5 separate regions of the Homo sapiens genome follow, and all the other regions are linked to region 2. A link is an interaction called in ENCODE POLR2A ChIA-PET data of the cell type or tissue named here. Cell type or tissue: MCF 10A. All regions are shown on one strand. Each heading gives the region's core, and the rest is flanking DNA. Links, peaks and the distances in the headings are about the cores only. Region 1 overlaps TP63 (tumor protein p63). Region 2 overlaps LPP (LIM domain containing preferred translocation partner in lipoma). Region 3 overlaps LPP (LIM domain containing preferred translocation partner in lipoma). Region 4 overlaps LPP (LIM domain containing preferred translocation partner in lipoma). Region 5 holds the start of MIR28 (microRNA 28).

What was found. ChIA-PET counts read pairs that join two places held together with the same protein. Peaks named below come from ENCODE experiments on the same cell type or tissue, not always from the same donor. Only the 100,000 strongest peaks of a DNase experiment are listed, where the experiment ranks them.
Region 1: POLR2A ChIA-PET joins it to region 2 with 5 read pairs; 1 of 35 experiments calls an interaction of 5 or more read pairs at or near these places.
Region 3: POLR2A ChIA-PET joins it to region 2 with 8 read pairs; 1 of 35 experiments calls an interaction of 5 or more read pairs at or near these places.
Region 4: POLR2A ChIA-PET joins it to region 2 with 5 read pairs; 3 of 35 experiments call an interaction of 5 or more read pairs at or near these places.
Region 5: POLR2A ChIA-PET joins it to region 2 with 5 read pairs; 1 of 35 experiments calls an interaction of 5 or more read pairs at or near these places.

The regions. Positions count from the first base shown.
Region 1 is chr3:189,834,683-189,838,682 of GRCh38, reverse strand. The region is part of intron 4 of TP63 (tumor protein p63); the gene reads right to left. Among named protein-coding and RNA genes, the nearest start is that of MIR944, 6.8 kb to the right of the region's middle. In MCF 10A, for the core only: no CTCF peak of the experiment used is centred there; no DNase peak of the experiment used is centred there.
Region 2 is chr3:188,831,285-188,836,179 of GRCh38, reverse strand. All of the region lies in intron 9 of LPP (LIM domain containing preferred translocation partner in lipoma), which reads right to left. Among named protein-coding and RNA genes, the nearest start is that of TPRG1-AS1, 110 kb to the left of the region's middle. In MCF 10A, for the core only: no CTCF peak of the experiment used is centred there; a DNase peak (open chromatin) is centred at 2,739.
Region 3 is chr3:188,778,887-188,783,781 of GRCh38, reverse strand. All of the region lies in intron 9 of LPP (LIM domain containing preferred translocation partner in lipoma), which reads right to left. Among named protein-coding and RNA genes, the nearest start is that of MIR28, 93 kb to the right of the region's middle. In MCF 10A, for the core only: no CTCF peak of the experiment used is centred there; a DNase peak (open chromatin) is centred at 2,831.
Region 4 is chr3:188,552,158-188,557,052 of GRCh38, reverse strand. The region is part of intron 6 of LPP (LIM domain containing preferred translocation partner in lipoma); the gene reads right to left. Among named protein-coding and RNA genes, the nearest start is that of LPP-AS1, 14 kb to the left of the region's middle. In MCF 10A, for the core only: no CTCF peak of the experiment used is centred there; no DNase peak of the experiment used is centred there.
Region 5 is chr3:188,687,069-188,691,963 of GRCh38, reverse strand. All of the region lies in intron 7 of LPP (LIM domain containing preferred translocation partner in lipoma), which reads right to left. MIR28 (microRNA 28) reads right to left here and starts at 3,183; the gene lies at 3,098-3,183. In MCF 10A, for the core only: no CTCF peak of the experiment used is centred there; DNase peaks (open chromatin) are centred at 2,593 and 4,353.

The sequences.
Region 1 (4,000 bases), core at 1-4,000, 1.0 Mb before region 2:
TGAAACAATTTTGAGACATCTATTTCCATCGTTGATAATTAGGTACCGTGTGGGCCACTAATACATAAGCATCTGTGTTGGCTGGGGGTAGGTGTAGGGGGTGCTTGGGGAGAGATTTAAACAAACCCTTTCCTCTACTTGCAACATCTCTTAAAAGCTTGTCATCATGTTACTTCCTATTTCTTTAGAGTTCATTTGTTTAAGACGGAAACGTGCTTCATCTTGTTCGCTTTTTCTGCATTCTTTGTAAACTTAATATTCTAATTAGCCCCAACACGGAAAAGAATGTAACACAACTGTCTTAGTTGTGCCATAGAGTTAGAATCTATCTATTAACATGTTTTAGTAATAACAAGAAAAATAATAAAAACAAACCTATTATGAGAAGCTGCCCATGCCAATAAATTTGAAACATTACCAGGAATATAAAGGAAGGAAGGAAACAGGTGAAGACACTCACAGCAACAACAAAAAGGTAGGAAGAATAAATAGGAGAGAGGAAGGGAGGTAAGAAGGAAGAAAGAGAAAAGGAGGGAGGGGGGCTCAGGAAACTGTGGAAAACAAGTGTCATAGCTTAGCTCATATTTAATCTTGTCACCTCACTAATCCTGACCTCACTATGGCAAGAGAGATGAAAAATTTCCTTCTGCTTAGAGAGTTGGTGATTGAGCTGGGAATGGGGTTACCAGATAATCTCCAGCCTAATTAAAATTTAATTGTAAAAGCAATGAAATTTTTCAGCATAAGTAAGGAATATTGGCCAGGCACAATGGCTCATGCATGTAGTCCCAGCACTTTGGGAGGCCAAGACGGGAGGATTGCTTAAGCCCAGGAGTTCCAGACCAGCCTGGGAAACATGGCAAAACCCCTGTCCCTAAAGAAAAAAAAAATACATAAATTAGCCATCAGGAAGCTGAAGTGGGAGGACTGATTGAGCCTGAGAGGTAGTGGCCACAGTGAGCCATGATTGCACCACTGCACTTCAGCCTGGGTGACAGAAGGAGACTCTGTCTCAAGAAAACAAAACAAAATAAAACAAAAGTAATAACTATTGCATGGGATTCCCTTATGCTAAACATTTTTTCATGGTTTATTTGAAATTCACATTTAACTGACATCCTTGGTTTTTATTTGCTAAATCTGGCAACTCTAGCTAGAAAGGATAAGTAAAAATTTTAAGAAGTTTCTTAAATTTCTTAATTTAAGATTTAAATTTAAAATTTCTTAATTTGAAATTGGATTTTTGGAACCTGAAATTGGAAATTTCAAATTTAATTCCATATGCTCATCATCTATATTCAATAGTTAACTAACATTTTGCCAATCTTCAAGGTAGATTGCCAGGATGATAACAACTCTTAAGTTTCTGGTAGATAGATGAGGATTATTAACCAAATTACATTAAATAGCCAAATTATGTGACATAATTTTGGTAGGCAGCAGTGAGAGGAGAGAGAGAGAGAGAAAAAAAAAATGTTTTGAACAGAGGAAGTAGCAGGAGACAGGGCATGCAGAAGGGAAAACAAAACAAAAATCATCTTTTGTTGACTGCGAAACACCACCTCTGCCTGTTGGGAAGAGTATATATTTGGAAGCATCGTACACCGTGAAGAACACGGTACTCACAGAGGCAGAAGGCTCATTCCCCTACTTTCCAAACTGAGGTATAATCTCAAGAAAGGTTACATAACTTTGCATGTGAGAAGTGAGAATAACACCTGCCAATGTGACAGGTTTGTTATGAGGATTAAATGTGATAATACATATATGTGTGTGTTTTGAAAAATATAAGACATTTTCCAAACAGAAAGGGATTATTATTAGCCGTGGGGAATTGGGCCAAATACAAACACTTTGGTCAGAGTGTGACATGCTTACAGGTCATCATGCAGTCACCAACAATGGACCATCAGCAATCCATGAACTGAGGCGAGTGTTAGAAAGATCCTTCTGCCTGACACTGAAGAGGAAGAGTAGGAAAAGAAAATGTCTAGGAGCACTGATGGGGCTTATCACACCAGTTGAACAACAGGTAGGTGTATGGATGGGTTTGCCAAGGAACAGGGATATTAAAATTAGGGAAAAGAGACATTACCAAAACCAAATTAGCAGGATAGTACCAAGTTTTAAGTTTCTGGTAGATGAATGAGAATTATTAACAAATTATATTAAATAACCAAATTACACTACGTAATCATTTCTACAGGTTACAAAGCAAAAACGCTTTGCTTTGCCCAACCCTATAAGAGTTATACTTTCCAAGGCTAGCAAACACAGAAATACTGCCTACAAGTCCCCATGCTAGAAGGTAGCATTCCATTTTCTTAGGAGAAAATTGTCATTAACAAGTGCTGATCATGTTTGTAAACCTCCAACACTTTGGGTACATTCAGTTTCATATTGTTTGCCAGTTGAAATAAGAAAAACTCCTCTTAAAACAGGGATTCTTTGATTTTAAGTTGCACGTGTACATTTGATTAATTTCCTTAGAAGAACCAAGTAAAAACAATCTCTTCTTCCAAAATTAACAGTTTCCTGAATGTGGAATATGGACAAAACCCAAAGTGAAATCTCCTGAAAACAGCAAATACTCATGGAAATAAACCACTACCCGTGTGATCAAAGGAATAGACACTCTGAGCACTTGCTTCAAAGATAGACCCATTGATAGGAAGTCTGACGCGTGAGCCAAATCTTGCCTTCCCCACTTTACATTATTATTATTATTATTATTATTATTATTATTATTATTATTATTATTATTATTTTGAGATGGAGTCTCGCACTGTGGCCCAGGCTGGAGTGCAATGGCACGATCTTGGCTCACTGCAACCTCTGCCTCCTGAGTTCAAGTGATTCTCCTACCTCAGCCTCCTAAGTAGCTGGGATTACAGGCACCTGCCACCATGGCCAGTTAATTTTTTGTATTTTTAGTAGAGATGGGGTTTCACTATGTTGGCCAGGCTGTTCTCGAACTCCTGACCACCTGCCTCGGTCTCCCAAAGTGCTGGGATTACAGGTGTGAGCCACTGCACCCAGCCGCCTTCCCCACTTTTTTGGAACATTTTAAAATGCTTTGAACCCAGACTTGCTTTAGTTGTAGGCAAACAGTTGCTGACAGGACAGGAACTGAGCCTTCGGTAAGAATGTATTGCAATGCTTTCATTATGTTAATTATATCTGAGACACCAGGAGGCTGGTATATACACACCATGGTAAGTATTTCTATTCATTTGATTTTACTGGGCACCAGATTCATTTACAATTAGGACACAGTTAGGACAAAAAAAGTAAAAACGATACAGTTATTCCCAGTCAGAGAACCAAAGAGAGGAAATTGGCAGACATCTTTTGTTTTACATGCCTTCATAAACTATAATTTATTCTCTCCCCATTTAGCCTTTTATCATTAGGAGTTTAATTTTTATAAAATATAACTATTCATCTATGTCCTTCTAGACAGTATAACTAGACCCTCCATCTAGTTTAATAAGCTATACAGAATCTGAGAATATAAAGTTAAGAAGATTTTAATCCTGAAACTCTAGAGCTTTATATGTGTGGGATCTCAAACTAGGAGATTTGACTCCCTCCACCAAGGTCAAAGTGAATTAGGGACTGCATGAAAAACCCAGCATTTTTGTCTCACAGGACTCGGACGATCCATAAGATCAGGTCACTCTTCCCTATCTCAGTGAAGATTTAAATGTTTAGAGACATATGACCCAGTTCTCTGTCTTCAAGCTTAGAAAAAATGTACCGTTTGACATTTAGCAAAGACAAAAAAAAAAAAAGGAAAAAAACCATATGAAATCAACATCTATTATGTTTCAACAAAATATCAAAACATATATAATTGCTTTTTCCAAAAAACTGACCCATCCTAAGGAAAGATTTAGGTGCAGAGATTTAAGAATTGTGCTTCTTATGAAAAAAGGGTGTGCTTGCTCTGTCTAGAGCACCAAACTCTCTCATCACACCACTTGGTTTATGGTCTTAA
Region 2 (4,895 bases), core at 464-4,463:
CTGGCAGTCGATACATTTTTCATTACTGTCTTCTTCTTTAAAGAAAAGTAAAATAAACATTTCCTGCAGTTTTGAAAAGCCAAACATGATCCTACAATTCTGGACAGAAACAACATATAAAATTTATCTGAAATAAAAGGCAAAATTGCCCAAATGCATTTGTTCTAAATCCTGGCTGACAGGTATTCACAAGATCTATAATAAAGCCTTTGGTTCCTCATCAAAAATACAAAGAAGTACCCTGGAACAAGATGCACATCTGAGACAATTATAATGGTTTCCCTTCAAATGAAACTACTGTTTCTTTACATATAAAGACTGGGCAGAAGGCTTGTCCTTGATTCAGGAATTGCTACCTTATTTATGGACAGCTTCCCTGTTAGGTAAGAATGGGCACAGCCTCTCTGCCCATTCATAATTCCATTGATATCAAGGTAGAGACTTGTCACATCGTAGGGGCGTTCCTTTCTTGTTGCCACTACTGACTGCTCTGTGGCAGTCCTAACATGAGTCTTGCCCTATATCTCACTGCCTCATAGTGTATTCTTTTTATTTTTTTTGGAGATGGAGCCTCACTCTGTCACCTAGGCTGGAGTGCAATGGTGCAATTTTGGCTCACTGTAACCTCCACCTCCCGGGTTCGAGTGATTCTCCTGCCTCCGCCTCCCGAGTAGCTAGGATTACAGGCATCTGCCACCACCACCAGCTGATTTTTTTTTTTTTTGTATTTTTAGTAGGATGAGGTTTCACCATGTTGGCCAGGGTAGTCAAGTGATCCGCCCGCCTCAGCCTCCCAAAATGCTAGGACTACAGCTCCTGAGTAGCTGGGATTACAGGCGTCTGCCACCATGCCCAGCTGATTTTTTTTTTTTTTTTTGTATTTTTAGTAGAGACAGTTTTCACCATATTGGCTAGGGTAGTCTAGAACTCCTGACCTCAAGTGATCTGCCCCCCTCGGCCTCCAAAATGCTAGGATTACAGGAGTGAGCCACCGCGCCTGGCCATAGCTTATTCTTTAATAGTGTTATGACCCTGTGAATAATTATTTTATCTAACACTGGATTAAATTTGCCTTCTTGTGGGTTAATTGAAGGATGCAAATAATTGATATATGGGTCTGTTATCAAATGAGAACAGGCAGTAAGGAAAATACACTACTAGGTAGAAGTTACTTCTGCCACAAGCTCTTCCCAGGACATTCAGAGGTCGTTCCTCTCTCAGAGATCAGTTAGCTCATCTATAAAATGGAAGGCTAAGATGAATTTTGTCATGCTCTATGAACTGTAAAACTCATTCATCTCCAAACCATTGGACATAATTCATCTGTAAATTGGCAGCTGCTGACATGGATTTTCACTGATTACCTAAATCATCATACGTGGTGTCCCAGATGCTATGGCAAGATCTAGGATTGCATTATTTGGTCCACGAGACATGGAACCTAAGAACATTAATTCATTTCAGAAATAAAGAGTTAAGGAATGTCAGCTTTCTGCAAGGCCTTGTGCTAGGCACTGAGGTTGTACTGAACAAGACAAAAAGGTTATCTGTATCGCAGGAACTCACCACCTGGTGGCGGAAACTGAGGAACTGAATGGAGAAATTAAAATTTTCACTGGTGTGTTGTGGTTAGTTGGTGAAGAGGATCAAAGATGAGAAAGCAGGCAACTTCCTTGGTGGGGAAGGCTGGTAGCACCACATCTGAACCACTGCAATAGTCACCCAATGGAACGTCAAGGAACCAGGCTCAGAGAGTTCACACTAGCATCAAATTAGCACTGGACCTCAGGCCTAGATTGGAAAACCAAAACCAAGATCAAACAAAACACACCAAAAAAAAAAAAAAAAAAAAAAACACCCAAAAAGAAACAAAAAAATCCTAAAATGGTAAATAATAAGTTTGATGAAAACAAAGATACAAATTGCAGCACCAATAGCACATTTCTATATGTTCCCGCCACTTGATATCAAAGCAGCATGTATTATCATGCTGGCAGGAGAATAGAGTGTGCACAGACAAAGGAAAACATTCAGACCAAAGGGGAAGAAAACTTTGTAGGACCAAGTATCAAAGGCTATAGAGTTGGCTGGCTGACTGAAAATTTCCTAATCTAAGTTTTTAAAAGGAAACTTTTGTGGAAGATTTTGGTTTTAATAATGGGATCTTGGTCTTGTTCTTCCCGAAGCAGGCAAAATAAACTTACAATAAAATGGGGATGCTTTAATAGTAATGTGAACAGTGTAATATAAACAGATATATAAAATACACCCTGAAAAATACATATATGAAAACTTATTTCTTTCTTCCAAATGAGGAGAATCAAAACATATAAATAGTTTACGTTAAAAGAATGAACAGTCCTTGCTGGGACATCCTTGAATGGATAGATTCAACATCCTCATAATTGCTCAGGCTCTTGGGGATTAATTTAATTCTTGGTGGTTCGTGGTTGTAGGGAAACTCTAAAGAAAATAAATGAATTTGAGGCTGACTGAGAGTGCAAAGTGGCTGGATTTGTAAGTGAAGACATTTTGCTTAGTGAAATCTTTCGTCAGATACACTGCCAAGGCTCTAACAGCCCTTCAAGAAGAGAGAAGCATGTCCAAACCAGTTTTGCCTGCAGACAGAGGGATGCTAATTGCTTTACTCAGATTCTCTTAAACCTTCTTGCATGCAGAAGCATCAAAATAGCCAAGCTGTATACACCGCCTCTAGGATCCAACGCTCCACCTGCAGAAAGGAATTCAAGTTTCAACTCTGTCTCACTGGCATAGGTTTGCTTTGGTGCCTAATTAGCAACTAAGTTTGATGACAACATAACTGGCTCTAGGGGATTCTTGTTCCTACCAAACAAAACAAAAAACAAATTCCTGAAGCAAGACCTGAAATGTACCATGGGGAATTCAGAATCAGTGATGCAATTCCAAACTGGGGCTGGTCTCCTCTTTATCTCTGCATCAGCAGTTTCCCTGGAGAGCCTGTCTCCCTCAGTGTGGACCAGCTTTGACAAATATTTACTGACAAATGACTATTATTTTAATAATAATCATCATTTGCAATCATTTGCTGACTTACAGCCAACAAACACTGTCATAGATGCTGTCTTACTTGATCGTCACAACTCTGTGAAGCAAGCATGCAGAGCAGGGCTCATTAAGTTATTTAACTGGGTGAAAGTTTGCACTGATGCCAAGTGGTAAAGCTGGGAGCAAACGATCCAGTGTTATCGACTTGCCAGATACATTTTCCTCCAGTCCTTTTGTCATGAAGGAGGCAGACTTGCAACTGTTAGAATGGCACTGGGATGGTTCAGGACCAAGAAAACCAGGAACCCCTCACCAGCCTACCTTGAAATCCCTGGCATGTCCTAGGCTCCCGCTGAAGACCACAGCTGAACTTGACAACATGCAAGCCTCTGTAATACACACATGGTTGCCCTGTGAAATGGAAGTTCCTTGCCACTGAAGATGGTGAAGCAGAACCCTGATAACCACCTACTTGGAAAACTATAAAGGGGACTCTTTTATTGGGTGGGAGGCTTTTCTAAATAGCAGCTGTCTAGAAAACAGTAAAGGGTATTATTGTATTAGGTTTTGATTGTTGGCTAACAATCTCAGTGGCATAAAACAACAAACATTTACTATCTCACAGTTTCTGAGGGCCCAGGCATGACTCTGGCTGGGTCCTCCACTCGGAGTCTTACAGGCTGCAATCAAAGTGTCAGCTGAGTAGCATTCTCATCTGGAGGGTTGGCTGTGGAAGAATCTTTTCCAGGCACATTCAGATTATTGGCGGAATTCATTTCCTTGTGGGTATGTGAGTCAGGATCCTAGCTTTTTGTTGGCTGTCTGCTGGAAGCTGTCCTTAGCTCCTAAAGGTTGCTCACAGCTCCTTGCCTCATGAGCTTCTCTCATATGGTCACTTATTTCCTCAAGCTGTCAAGGAGAGTCTCTCTATCTGCTGAGATGGACTCGTATATCACAACATGTAATCATGGTAAGTTACACCCCAACACCTTTGCCTTCTTCTATTGATTAGAAGCAAGTTACAGATTCACCTGCACTCAAGGAGAGGTATTACACAGAGATGTAAACACCAGGAGGCAGGGGTCATTGGAAGTCACCCTAGAGCCTGTCCTCCACAAGTATCTATGTAGAAAATTTAAGGTCCTATCCAACTTGCTCTTCCAATATCCCAGAATAAATACTACACCTTCCCACCTACTGAAGTCTCATTAAAATCTATGGGACACATATATAGCACATCTTTATGAGATCCTCTGTTAATTGTTCTGAGGGAAGGAGGTGGTATAGCATACTCAGAAAATGGAGGGCTTAGCCCATATGGCAACAGTCATCTTTATGATACATGTTAAGGTACATGTAGGGAGAGAGAGCTGATTGAAAGTCAGAAAACTTGGGTTCTCATCCAGTTCTCCTATAGACTCACTGTGTGATCCTGCACAAGTTATGTCTAAAATATTATAATTTCAAAATTAAGGTAAAGGAAAATCCAAGAGTACTGAGAGATCTCTTTAACCTGGGTGTCCACTCAATCTATGCAGTGTACATGGAACACCGGAAAGAGCCTGGGTGGCCAGGCCTGCAGGGTTATCTCCTTGTCCTCCAGGCTCCCTGCCTTGAAAGTGTATCCTTGTTATATGCTACAGAGGGGGAAGCACCCAGCTAGAGACCAAAAATGTCACTTTAAATTGAGGCAAGTGGGACTGGGCTGAGACCTGGTTGGCTCAGACCAAAAAGGATCAGGACTTTCTAGCAGCTGTTGGGGCAACTACTCCTAGGAGACTCCTCTCTCTCCTAACTGCTGGGACTGAACCCTTTGAGCCCCAGTGCTTGATTTTGCTCTCCAGATAAATGTCTAGGTATGACCACGC
Region 3 (4,895 bases), core at 446-4,445, 52 kb after region 2:
GGGCCTGGTAGCAGGCAGAATACTTGATAGAAAAATGGAGGCAGGATTTTTTTTTCTTTTTTTAAAAAAAACTTTTATTTTAGGTTCAGGGGTATATGTGAAGGTTTAGTCACATAGGCAAACTCATGTCATGGGGGTTTGTTGTACAGATTATTTCACCACTCAGGTATGAAGCCCAGTACCCAACAGCTATCTTCATTCCTCTCCCTCCTCTCCCCCTCCACCCTCAAGTAGATCCCAGTGCTTGTTGTTTCCTTATTTGTGTCCACGTGTTCTCATCATTCAGCTCTCACTTATAAATGAGAACAAGCAGCATTAGTTTTTCTATTCCTGCATTACTTTGCTAAGGATAATGGCCTCTAGCTCCATCCATGTTCCTGCAAAATACATGATCTCATTCTTTTTTATGGCTGCTTAGTATTCTGTGGGGTATATGTACCACATTTTCTTTATCCAGTCTGTCGCTGATGGGCATTTAAGTTGATTCCATGTCTTTGCTATTGTGAATAGTGTGGAGACAGCATTTCTAATATCCAACTTTCCAGAGTTTGGCTGTGAAGGAAGGGATAAAGCAATAGCTACAGAGAGCTGTGGAGTCAATGGAGGGAAAATATGGGCCAAGCTGGGGCACAAATGGATGTTGACGAGAAGAATCCCATTGGGTAGGATAAAGAATGGATGATCCATGGAGCCAGGGCACTCAGAAGACAGGGGAAAAAGGGACCAGAGATACATGGAGACCAATTGGCAACTGATAATCTGATAGGCACTAAGGGACAGAAAGGATGGGCACAGATTTGAGAGCAGAAGCTGAAAGAGTTTCTTCTGGCAGCTTTCATTTTCACTATGAAGAATGAGGCCAGGGCATCCCTTGAGAAGGAAGGAGTGGGGAAGGGAGATAGAAGTCACAGTAGAGAATGTCTGAAACAGTTGAGAGCAGGGTGTAAGAATGTAGGCTGTGGGTGGGGTCAAGGCGCAGGTCAAGGCTGGTCACAACTTATAATGATATGATTATGCCCGGCTGTGTTTTGTTTTTTTTTTTCCCAGCAACATTCAGCTGTTCTGGCAAGCAAAAGACAAGTGGCTGGGTTCATCTGCATCAGAATATTGCTAGGAGGGTATAACAGGAGAGAGAGGCTAGGAACTGCATTCATGATCTATTTGACAGAGAAGGCATGACATGACAGGTATCTTCAGGGTAAATCTCTATAGTCACAGTTAGCATTTATTAAACATATCTTAGGAGGCAGATACTGTGCTAGGCAATTAAACCACATAAACTCATTTAATATTCCCATTAATTCAACATGATAAGTATTCCCTTTTATTAACCTCCTTTTATAGATGAAAAACCTTTGCTTTAGAGAACTAAAGAAACTTGATCCCTTTCACAATGTAGGAAGTAGCAGGATCTGGGTTCAAATTGATATCTCTCCAATTCAAAGGTTCTGTACATTGCTTTTCAGCTTCCAGGTACATGATGCCTGAGACAAGTGGCAAGGATGGTCCTGAAAGTGATGAGATACTGAGTTTTGATCTTTGGATTTGATATTTCCTGATGTGAATTTGCAACTGGAGATGAAGCCAAATTCCCTTTAGTTGAAAAAAGTATTAACTGGTATTACAACATTATTTCCATCCAAGGCAAATGAATAACTATGATACTCTTTCAAGAAGACAGGATATACTGTGGGCTTTGGTACAAGCATATCAGAAGATCCATGTAAAAAGATGTCCTTTTTCTGTGTTTCATGTGTGATATGGTTTGGCTGTGTCCCCACCCAAATCTCATCTTGAATTGTAGTTCCCATAATCCCCACGTGAAGTAGAAGGGACACAGTGGGAGGTAAGTGAATCAAGGGGGGTGATAGATTTTTTTTTTTTTTTTTTGAGACGGAGTCTTGCTCTGTCGCCCAGGCTGGAGTGCAGTGGCATGATCTCAGCTCACTGCAACGTCCGCCTCCCGGGTTCAAGTGATTCTCCTGCCTCAGCCTCCTGAGTAGCTGGGACTACAGGCACCCGCCACCATGTCCGGCTAATTTTTTTGTATTTTTTTTTTTTTAGTAGAGATGGGGTTTCACCGTGTTAGCCAGGATGATCTCGATCTCCTGACCTCGTGATCCACCCACCTCGGCCTCCCAAAGTGCTGGGATTACAGGTGTGAGCGACCGCACCGAGGCAGGGGGTGATAGTTTTATAAAGGGCTTTTCCTTTTTTGCTTGTCTCTCATTCTCTCTCCTGCCACCCTGTGAAGAGGTGCCTTCCACCATGATTGTAAGTTTCCTGACGCCTCCCCAGCCGTGTGGAACTGTGAGCCAATTAAACCTCTTTTCTTTATAATTGCCCAGTATCAGGTATTTCTTCCTCACAGTGTGAAAACGGATTAATACAAACTTCATGTTGGAAAGACCACTATAAGTCATTTTCTCCACTCCCAGTCCTTGACAAAAGTACTGTCCATAGCATCTCTGAAGAGTGGTCATCCAGTCTCTTTCCTTCCAGTCACAAAATGCTAGAGATCACTCATGTGTCCACCTTCCTTTTAATGTAGTACATATTGCTAAAGGTTAAGTCCTACTTATGGCACTAGCCACTGTTCCAAATATAATTTTATTTGACATTCACAAAACCCCTATAAATACTATTATAGCCGCTTTACACAATGAATAAACTGGAAACCCTCTTTATTTCTCCCGGTGAGTTCCTCCCAGTGAATACACATAACACCAGTCTAACTTCCCTTTCACTCAAAACTCTCAGTGCTGTCAGTCTGAATCCGGTAGTGCCTTTTGGCACCAGATTTGTGCTCTAAGTACAACTTGATGAGGAGATTGCTCAATCTCCTTTGAAAGTGTGATCCATTGCCTAATAGCTGAAAGTGTCTCCTCCATTACTGGAATCAGCTGCCCAGCACTGGGATTACTGGAAAGAACTGTTGTGATGGGAACATTTGATCACATATGTAAATTTTCTGGCATCTTCTGAAAGGGACAGTGGGCTGCATCTGATAAAGACATGGATCCAGAAACAATGTAATGAGAATGAGAATGGCGGGGTGGGATCCTGAGGGGGGATGTGTGGAACAATGGTCTTGAGGTCAGGAAGGTAGAGAAGAGGAACGTTTTCACTAGAAGGGAGAAACAAGGAGAGGAAGTGGACTTTTACTAACATTCCAGACTGAGTAGAAACCTGGGGAGCATGTCCAGCTGGCTGAAGAACCTGGTAGAGAACAGCAGCCCTGAGCTTGAATTCCTTCCCCAACTTCACAGATGATTCCTTTGGGAATGTCACCCTCTTTACCAAAGCCTAATTTCTCCCACTTGTGCTTATGAATTTGGATACAAACTGTGCCTCCTCCATTTCTGGAATCAGCTGTCCATTGATGGGAAGCCCTTAAAGGAATTCCATTTGCTGCTCCAATTCTGACCTCACAGACATCATTACAGAATCATTTTGGATACTCAAGAGATTGCAATGCTCCAAAAAAATTGTTGTTCTCAGAGCTCCTGGAAACACAAAGGTTTGATTTCAATGTTACTAAGAGTCCTTTAATCTGATTAACTGATTATTTGTATATAGTTTGGAAGAAGGGGAAGTTCTGATTTCTGTACCTCGTCGGAACTCTCCCTTCTTCCAAACTCTTTATAAAGTCCTATCCAGGCAGAAAACAAGAAGTGGCAGGAAGCTAACTGACGTATAGGTGTTCTAGTCTAAATGACAAGGTTTAGAGCCACACAGCCTTACATTCCAGTCATCCAACCAGCTCTATGTTCTTGGGCAACTCCCTTAAGCCCTCTGTGCCTTTATTTCCTCATATATATATATATTTAAATAAGAAAGAAGAAATCTGTTCGTTAGGCTCAAATTTAGGTTGGAAATGGATGAAGGAACTAGAAGTTAGCCAAAACAGAAGATTCAGATGGACTTGAGAATTTTCTTCAAATACTTAAAAGGCTGCCAAGTGGAAGATGTATTAGCTGTCTTCTCTATGGACCAATGAAAACATGTTGTAAGGAAATAGACTTCTTTCCAAAAAGTAACTTTTTAACCTTTAGAGATTTCAACACAAGGAAAAGCTGCCTTGAGAGCTAGTAAATTTCCCATCATTGGAATTACACTTATTTAAAAAAAATGGCATCCATTTTTTTTGCAAAATCCATTGCAAAATCACTTTGCAAACTCCATTGCAAAAAAAAAAAAGTCTTTTTGAAAAATGAATGAGCAGCCTTCTGTTTGTATCTTTTGTAAACTGCTCACGTGGTTACTTGGCACAAAATGAAAGCAGACCTCCATATTCCAAGACCGACCCATTGAAAGGGAACCAAACGGCACATGTGATGAGTTTGAAGGGTCCTTGCGTGTGCTATTCAGTGAGCTTCTGCCATCCTCAGATCTGTGTGTCAGCCTCGCACTGATGCACGTCCCTTCCTGATTTTCTACTGTCAATCGTACTAAATGAAATAATCCATGGTCCATAGCATCCACTTTACAATTCAGTTTTACTCACCTAAGGAATATGTCTGCAATACCCCTATCTCTCAAGCACACTATCATCAGGTACTTTTTCAGAAGGGGAGGTGGCAAATTACTCCAAACTGCAAGAATTTCTATAAGTGCACTAACATTCCTTAGTTTTTCAAGGACATCTTTTTTTTTTTCTTTTAAGTTGTCATTTGAATTCAAACTCTTTGGAAAACATGCATAATAATCTTAATGATCCCATTGACTAGTTTAAATTCAAATTGTGAAGCATTTGAAATACCATGCTGACAGCACTTTCCATAAATTACTCTCAAATTCAATACATTTCTACACACAAACACACACACTTTTATAAGTATCACACTCAAAAATCTTCAAATTACAGTTTCTCTTTGCTTGTCCCATTTATATTG
Region 4 (4,895 bases), core at 502-4,501, 280 kb after region 2:
ACCAATCCCAAAGGTCAACTATCCTGCATGATATACCTCAGGATCACTTTAAAAGGTGAGAAAATTACAGAGGGTCATGCCTGTGAAATAATTTACAGAGAAAAGGAACTCAGATTAACAAGACATTAACTATTATTTTAGGAAATTTAAGTCATTTATTTATTTATAGGTAATTCCAGTAATTAAGAGTTTACCCTATCACTTCTACATTAAGTATTGGAATGACCTTGAAGGTGAAATGTCAATCAATCACCAGGGCATTCAGAAACCTGGATTTCAAGCCTGAAGTGCCAAAAGTGCCAACCCTTGCATAAGGTTCTAAGATATGAACAAGCTATGGTTTCGCAGAGCATTCACAATCTGGAGAACTATGTGGAAGTAATTAGATCATAATGAGGTTAATTCATGTAATGATTAAAAAAACTGAAAAAAAATCAAACCAAAAAAACAAAAAGGCAGAAAATAGTGCAACCGACTCAAGCACAACTCTAGAAAGAGTTTGTATGATTTTCAGGGTAAGAAGGAAATATAAGTCAGGTGTAATTTTATAGATGTTAGTGATCATTTTATTCTTAATCACTAGAGCTAACAATTATTGGTAATTTACTATATGACAGACACTATGGTATATGTTTAATTTTTGCAATCTTCCCAATAAACCTATGAGACAAAACATATCATTTCTTTCCTTTCAAAAGTAAAACAAACAAACAAAAAAAACTGAAGCACACAGAAGGGTTAATTAAACTTTCCAAGCTCAAACAACTAGTAAATATGAAACTAGGATTTGACCTCAGACAGGGCAACTCCAGAGCCCTTGTATTTAACCAATATTTAGAGGGGCCTCGACTTTGACAAAAAGTAAGGCAAGTGTGAGCAAATAGCTCAGAAGAGTAACGATAACTGTTCTTATCAAGGCAATCCTCAACTAAGATCTAGATCCATTGGTCCAACTTTTAATCCTCATGGCATTTGATCCAATGGTGTGGATACCTTGATCACACACTCACTCTTGAAGCACATTTTTCACTTCATTTCTGGACACCACTGTCCTTTGCATTTCCTCCTACCTCAGTGTTTCTTGTCCCAAGCATTCTTTAATAGTTCCTCTATTTTCTCCATGACATCAAAATATTCATGGCTTCCTCCATTACCTTAGGTGATATGATCCAGGCTCAAAGCTCTAAATGTATATCTGCTGACACCTACACCTATATCAAGTCAAGAGCCTGCCCTTGTACCCCAGACTCAAATATACAGCTGTCTACTCAACCAATACTCGAATCTCTAAAAGATAGCTCAAATATAACATATTCAAAGCCAAATGGCTGATCATCCTTTCTCCTTTCTCTTCTAAACAACAAAAACAGAAGCAAAATTAATCTTCCTGTCTCCAGAAATCTCACTAAATAGCAATTCCATTCTTCTCCTTGCTCAGGGTAAAAACCTAGGAGCCATTCTTGACTCTTCTATTACTCTTATATTCCACATCTGATCTGCTCACAATAGTTGTTGAGGCTGCAATGGAAATATATCCAGAATCCCACTACTTCTTATCCCCTCCCCAACACCAACTATACCTACCAAGTCCAACCAACTATCATTTTGAGTTTGATTGTAATTTCTAGTTTGTGTTGTCACTTCTGGTTTGGATTACCACATAGCCTACAGAAAGCTGCCTGAGTGATCCTTAACATAAGCCTGATAATGTGACTCCAAATGCTCTCCATCTCACTTAAACTAAGAATAAGAGGTCCTATGAGGTTCTATGTGATCATGAGGGCCCCTGCTACCTCCCTAACCTTATTTTTCCTCACTTCCTTGGGATCACTTGGCTTCAGGCACCCTTGGCTACTTCACTCTTTCTTAAAAATGCCAGATGCCAGCCATGATCTTCTCAGACTTTTCACGCTTGTGCTTCCCTCTGTCTATAACATGCTTATCCCAAATATCTGCAGAGCTCACTTCCTCACCTCCTTGAGATCTCTCCTCAAATATCTCTTCCTCTTAAGGCTTTTCTTAACCACTTTGTGCAGAATAGCAACTATGGCTCCACTCAACCCAAAGCACTCTTTCACTTTTATCTTGCTTTATTTTTCTCTATAGAACCTAACATGTTTACTATGCCTCTCCCACAGTAATATAAACTCTTTTAAGAAAATACACATTGTTTTATGCATAGCTGTACCCTCACCCTCTATAAGACAGCTTGCCACCCAATAAGTCTTCAATAAATATGTCATAATAACAAAATAAATGACTCCTCTGGTTATTCTTATTGGAGTTCTAGAAATAAGACTCAACTTGAAGAACCCAATAGTATAAAAAGTAATGCAGCAGTGTAAGCACTTCTAAAACTGGCTTGTTGATTTGGAATCAAAGTAAAATATTATATGTCACCATAGATTTGGATTGTGAGTCATAGACTATTAAACTTGGGAGGCAGCTGTGCTGGACTAGAAAGAGAGTAACTTGGAGTCAGGTGATGATAGTTGCAGGCTTGGCAGAGCCACTGATCTGCTGCAAACCTTCAGACAAACAGCTTCAACTCTATGGGTTCTCCTATTCCATCTAAATAAAAGAACGCATCACTGTAAATCTCTAGTGTTCCATAATCTGGTATAAATTGAACTACAACTTGTTCAAAAATATTCTTTTGGGGTTTGTTTACAGGACATATCTTGCTGTTGTCAGCTCTATTTGCAAGTTAGAAAAGAAGTCACATTTGAAATTGTGTGGCTATTCTGAAAAATTATGTCACATCAATAACACATAAAGTAGGGGATAGAAGGTTTTTCCTCTCCATGCACCACAGTGGGTGGTAGATATTATCAACTACAACACAGAAGAAACAAGTTTTCAGGAGGCTAAATTCTTCCAGAAAATCTTTCTTTTTTTTAAAAAAAAGCATCAAATTCACACGTGAGAAACAACTTGCAGTTTTCCTTCAAATGTATTTATTTCTGATTCTTGATATACAGTCTCACAGATGCATGGGATGTGATACATTGTTTTCTCATAAGCAATAGAGATGACCTTTAAAAATGCACCCCCTTTTATCCCCCAGCCTGCAATCCCATGAAGATGAAAGCCAGTTTGCTATTCTGCATTAACATTTCTGTGATCAGATATAGTGTGGGCACCTCAATTCTATCTGTGTCAAGACATTTTCACACAAGTGACTCACTCGGTAGAAGCTCAGGCATTGAACACCACTCTGACACCATCTCCTTTGAGGTTGATTCCACTTTGCTGGTGTTACCAGCCAACATCCTGTTTAGCTGCTTTCCTCTGCAACACAACAGTGTAATTGGAAGTGACTGAATAATAAATCTCAATTTCTCTGTTTCATCAAGAGAATCTTCCAATTTACTAGGCTTCTTCTATTCACCAGTTCATCTTCTGCATTATGAATCATTCTTGAACAAACACACAAGTTAACTGTCCGTTCCTATGTTAAAAACACGGTGTAGCAGGGATAATTCTTTCATTAGATTTCCTAGATCTGTTTTGTGGGGATCTCAAAGAAAAGCTAGTGTTGAATATATAGACAGGTCATCCACCTCCTCACATGGGTAATGCCAGCTCCAACATGCACGAGCTCAATGTGCGGCCATTCCAAGGCATCTCTCTGTCCTAAGTAACCCCCTCCCTGCTACCAAGCTTCAGTCTTCCAAATCTGAGTTACCTTTGCTTAATGTAGGTCTACCTGAACTTTTTACCCAGAACATTATAAATCATGAATGGCATTCTCACAGGCTAGAGGAAAAACAAGTAGGAGGAAAGGGTAGAAAAACACATGATATGGGAAAATAATGATAGGTACATGGCACTAATATGTGTCCCAAGTATACTGAGTCAAAAAATAGTCTTCATTTTCCCATGTTTAAAATGCGAAGGATGGTTGGGTACCACAAGCTACCCACTTCAATTGTTTGACATCATTATAGATTAAATATTCCTCTACTAGGTAGAATTGAATAGCTCTCTATGGCCATCAGAATAACTTCAGAACTCTTTACATTAGCACGAAACACACTTTATGACTGGCTGCTTCATTTCTTCTCACAATCTCAGCCTCCATGCATTAACGTTGTGAACTTATCTACTTTCCTAAAAACAGACTGTGATAAGCATAAGAACAGCCCTCCCCACCCCGCCAAGAATGTACACACTCTAATTCCTCGAACTTGTGAACATGTTGATTACAAAGACTTTGCAGATGTGATTAAGGTTAAAGATTTTGAGACAGGGAGATTAGCCTGAATTATCCAGGTGAGCCTCATCTAATCACATGAGTTCTTAAAAGCAAAGAATCTTTCCCAGCTGTGGTCAGAGAGACATGACTATGAAAGAGTGGTCAGAGAAATGCAATGTCACTAGAAAGACAGAGTCCGAGAGCCAAGAAATATGGGCAGCCTCTAGAAGCTGGGAAAGGTAATGACTATGACTAGAGCCTCCAGAAAGGAACGAAGCTCTGCTGACACCTTCATCTTAACCCAGTGAGTCCTGGACTAGAATTCTGACCTACAGCACTGTAAGATAAGAAATTTGTGATGTTTTAAGACACCAATTTCGTGGTATCTTGTTACAGCAATAATAGAAAACTAATCTGTAGACTAGGCCCACTCCTATTCTCCAGTCTTTGCTCATCATATCTTAGGAGCAGTTAATGGTCCTTATGGCATCCTCTACTTAGTTCCCATAAAGTTTTCCAGATGACAGTTAAATCAGTAATATATGACTACCCTCCCAACCCCAGCACACACTAGATTTTTCATTCCTTGAGTTTATCCAATGCTGGGTTGCTAGCTATAGAGCTACTGTAGAAATCACTTCAGTTCTACTATGTGATCAGTAAATAATTCTCAGGGAGAAGTTAAGATGTAATAATT
Region 5 (4,895 bases), core at 504-4,503, 140 kb after region 2:
TTACATAAAAGCTTAGCTGTGAGTTTCCAGGAATACTTCCCATCCACTCCTTAAGTACTTACGTTTCAGTGGATATGAGGCACTATCACACAAAGCCAGCATAAAAGCCAGACTGAAAGAACTTAATGTGCTCTACTGTCTCTGTAGCTTGGACCACAATGTTAGATGGTAACTAGGAGTCAACAGTGTCCTTTTCCAACAAGAAAAGTATAGAGAAAATAAGAATAGAGCAGCCTGGCTGCTAGAGTTCTATGTTCCTCTCTATCATAAACTTTCTGGGTGCTATTTAGGAAATCATTTCACCTCTCTGGGTCCGGTTTCCTCAAGTGGGCGCAATCATCTTCAATCTTCTAATGCACATGTTTCTTGCAACAAATAAACCAAACAGGAGAAGTAGGACTACTCAAGTAATTTGTGAATGGCAATATGAATAAAGGGACACACAAACCATCATCATGTACATCGTCACCATCCACCTTTTTATTATTACAGCTAACCTTTGGGCCAGGCCTTACTCCAAATGCTTCAGATGTATTTCATCCACCCTGCATCTTGATTAGGTGGTTACTTTTATTGCCCTCATTCAGTGCTAAGGAAATTAAAGCACAGATTTCTAAGTAGAGCACTCAAGGCACTGAAGCCTGGATTCCAGTATGACTCTATAGTCCATGGCCTTCACCAGTCAGCTACATGTAGTATTACAAGAGTGGCATTATCAGTACCTATTTGTTATCCCTTCTCTACTTTCGAACTTTTAGCTATGTCATTATATTGCACTCATAACTAAAAATGAATAAAGTTTAACCCAAATTGTATTTACTGAGCAGGCACAAGGTGGCAGATACTGCATTAGTCAGCACTTTGATGATAAAGGTAAGGATAAACTTAGAAATGCAAAATAGTCATGACACAGTAGCTTAAACTGACAGGCAGGAGTAGCTAATACTGTTTCTCTCTAGGGAAAAATATGGATAGAAGTATCTTAAAGGAAGAAAGAAAGGGTCTCAGATGAAGATAAAAACAGTCATGAGAGATAACCCATAATTACCTACTTAAAATGTATAGGGATTATACTAGATGAATGTTCTAAAAACTACACATAATATTGTTAGCATCCTTCTACAAATAGAGGCCCATGAAAATTAAGGAGTTCCCTAAAATCTAACAGGTAGTACAGGTAGGGCAAGACTCAAGTCTGAGTCTGTCTGGGTCTAGCAACTGTGTTCTTAACTACCAAACTACCCCTAAAAGAAGAAGAAGAATGTGGAAAGAGAGAACACTTTGACTATTCTCTCCTTCTACCAGGGTCTGACTACAGGGATTTTGGTAAGTATTTATAGAACCCATCTACATTTTACACAGCTATTTATCATCCTTTAAAATGTGTTATTGCTTGTGCTCAAAGGGAACACGAAAATTAGGGCACCGTATCCATTCCAACTTGTAGATTAAAGGAACACAGAATGTTTTTTGAAACATTAGAAAAATTAGATGTAAAACCACAAATAAAGAAAAAAACTTATCTTTCAGGGAGCAGACCCCTTGAAACAACATATTTTTTGCTTCAACAAATACTTTCTGCTAGCATTACTGTGGCATACTAAGAAGTTTATCGATTTAGAGTTATCAAGCTCTAACCTCCAAAGGAAAAGCCTAACCCCGAGCAAACAGCAATACTGACATGTCACATAGCGTAATGAACACTGGACTCGGGAGCCAGAGGACTAGGATTTATGCCCCAAGCCTGCTGCATACTAGTCACATGACCTAGCTATGTCACATAATCTCTCTGCATCTCGCCTGCTTATTCTAGACTAGGTCAATTCCATTTGCACTTTATAAGGTAGGTATGAAGATGATGACCTTTGGGAGCATTATGCACATCTTTCAGAGTTTGTCACATGTAAATATTGGCAATATCTTGGGTTACCTTGTGATAAAGTCAGGGAAACAGATGCAGTGATTTCACAGGTCAGAGAAGGATATTCAACTTAAAAATCCCATTCTGGATTTTCTAAGGTCACTTATTGAGCCAAAAAAAAAAAATGAGCTCAGAATTCCTGATATACCATCATGTGTCAATGGGACAAAAATTACTAATATTTATCTCACTAGTTTCTGATACAACAGGAAACCTCTAACAAACAGGTAGCATAATAAGCTATATGGATTTGGGCAAGTCACTTCACTTCTGTGGGTCTCAACTATACCCATTCCTCCGCTCACTTGTGATTCAACAAATATAGTAAAGGGTACTAATTCTTACCATATGGACCTCAGAGAGACTATTAGGAACTGTGAAGTGAGATAATGAACTGTGAAAATTCTCCGAAAACAATGAAATGTCAAACAAACCTGGAGGACATTATGTTGAGTGAAATAAGCCAGGCACAGAAAGATAAATATTGCATGATCTCACTCAAGTGTGGAATCTAAAAAAGTTGATCTCATGGAAGTAGAGAGTAGAATAGTGGTTAACACCTCCTCTAAGCCACTGTGAGAAGGACTCCATCACTTGCAAATACAATTGATTACACAAAGCACAAGCAAGTCAACTTTTCCTGCCAAGAAGATTTGTTGCCCTTGGTGAAATAATAGCATTCTGGCCAGAAAGGAAATTTCATCATTTTCCTATGACTTCGATTCTGACTTTTGCAATATGCATGCCTGGGCTTCAGAGTCCAGAACCCAATTCTGGCCCTGTTAGTTTACAGCCTAGAGCCAGTGATTTGATCACTGACTGAGCTGAGGATAGATTTGCTAACTACCATAGCTGGGTGCCAGGCCGACCCCAGGCTCAAATCCTCCCAACACTGAGGCTGCATAGACAGGCTCTCCAGCCAAGCAGGCAGCAGAAGTGTCCTGAATGTTTACCATGTACCAGGCACAGAGATAGAGGAGGAAATAGCATACACAGAGCTCCTGCTGTGTCAATCACATCTCATTCTTTTCTCGTTTAATCTTTCCCTGATGAGGTAGGCAGTATTAGCTCTGATTTTCAGAGCAGTTAACAGATGTGAACAAAGTTAAAATAATAGAGGCGGGATTGTAATCTAGGATTAACACTGAAATTTAAGCTCTTTTTCAGATGAACGAAAGTGCCTGCCCTCCAGGAGCTCACAATCTAGTGGGAAAGTCAGAAAGGTAACTCAATAGACTGTGAGCTCCTTGAGGGCAAGGACCATTTTAAATTTTTTCTTGTATCTTCAGCATCAAGCATGTTGTCTACCATGCAAAAGGCACTTAATAAGTGCTTGCTGAATAGACAAGCCATATTTAGATGTTGCCCTTCATAAAATACAAACCTAATTATATTACTCATCTGACTTCACAAACCTCTTCTAGCTCCTCTTTGTCAAACTCCTGAGTACTACTTAGAAAGTCCTTGAAGGGCCTGCCTTCATAGTCTCATCTTCTGTGATTCCCTTCCACATCCTCTGTGTACCACACTTCCATCTTCCAACTATCTTGGCATATAGGTGGTGTTCAACAAATGTTCATTGAATGGGCAAACAAAGCCAAGAAGGGATATATCTGCATAACATCAGAGGCATCAATATAATGCCTTATGAACACCAAGGGTAGATTTATCCAACTGAAGGCATCAGGAAGGTTTCACAGAAGACAGGACAATTGATTTGAGTCATTAACTCTAAAATCTCAAAGGCTAGATGACATTGCATAGGGAAAATTCAATCCTCTTTTGCTATTAATTAGGCAAATGACATCATAACAAAACATTTTTCTTTAAACCAGAATATGAGCTGTGCCAAATTCCGTCATCTAAAGGATATGGGTTTAGGCCAAAAGCCCATCATATAGATTATTGTTTTTCTTCTCCCAAGTACTTTGGAAAAACTAAGTCTCATTTGGCATGCAGTGCCTCTCAGCAAGGTCATGGTTCTTCTGCCGTGGTGCCTGGGGCAGTTAAGGTAAGAATTGTGTTTCAAAAAAATACCTCAGACACTGTTAAGAATAAGATAACGTGGTGAAACCCCGTCTCTACTAAAAATACAAAAAAATTAGCCAGGCATGGTGATGGGCGCCTGTAGTCCCAGCTACTCGGGAGGCTGAGGCAGGAGAATGGCATGAACCCGGGAGGTGGAGGTTGCAGTGAGCCGAGATCGTGCCACTGCACCCCAGCCTGGGCGACAGAGCGAGACTTCATCTCAAAAAAAAAAAAAAAAAGAGTATAAGACAGCTGGTTAGACAGGATGACATGGGAATATTCAGAGCTTTGGTCAAGAAATCAGACCAATGAGTCAGTAAGAAAGGGTCATTGAATTACTCCATTTTCACACTGCTATAAAAAACTTCCCTGAGAATGGGTAATTTCTAAAGAGGTTTAACTGACTCACAGTTCCGCATGGCAGAGGAGGCCTCAGGAAACTTAAAATCATGGCAGAAGGGGAAGCAGGCACCTTCTTCACAAGGTGGCAGCAGAGGGAGAAGCGAGCAAGAGCAAGGAAAACTGCCTTAAAAATCTCAGATCTCATAAGAACTCCCTCACTATGAAGAGAACAGCATGGGGGAAGGGCCCCCACGATCCAATCACCTCCCTCCCTTGACATGTGGGGATCACAATTCAAGATGAGGTTTGGGTAGGGACAAAGCCAAACCATATCAGCTAGTAAGAAAGTGGGGGACACTCCCAAATTAGCACTTTCATCCTTGATCCCAGCATTAGAACAGACTATGGTATACCAGGGTGGGGGAGAGAGGAAATCTGCCTCCATCTAGATCACAGGCATCACTGGGTTTGCTCATCTGCAAAATAAAGCAGCTGAAACCGAACTAGATGATCTCCATTACCTGGAAATTGGAAATGAGGGAGCATGGAGAAAAGAGATAAGCTATAACCAGATATATTCATTTAAAGACTCATACACAAGCAC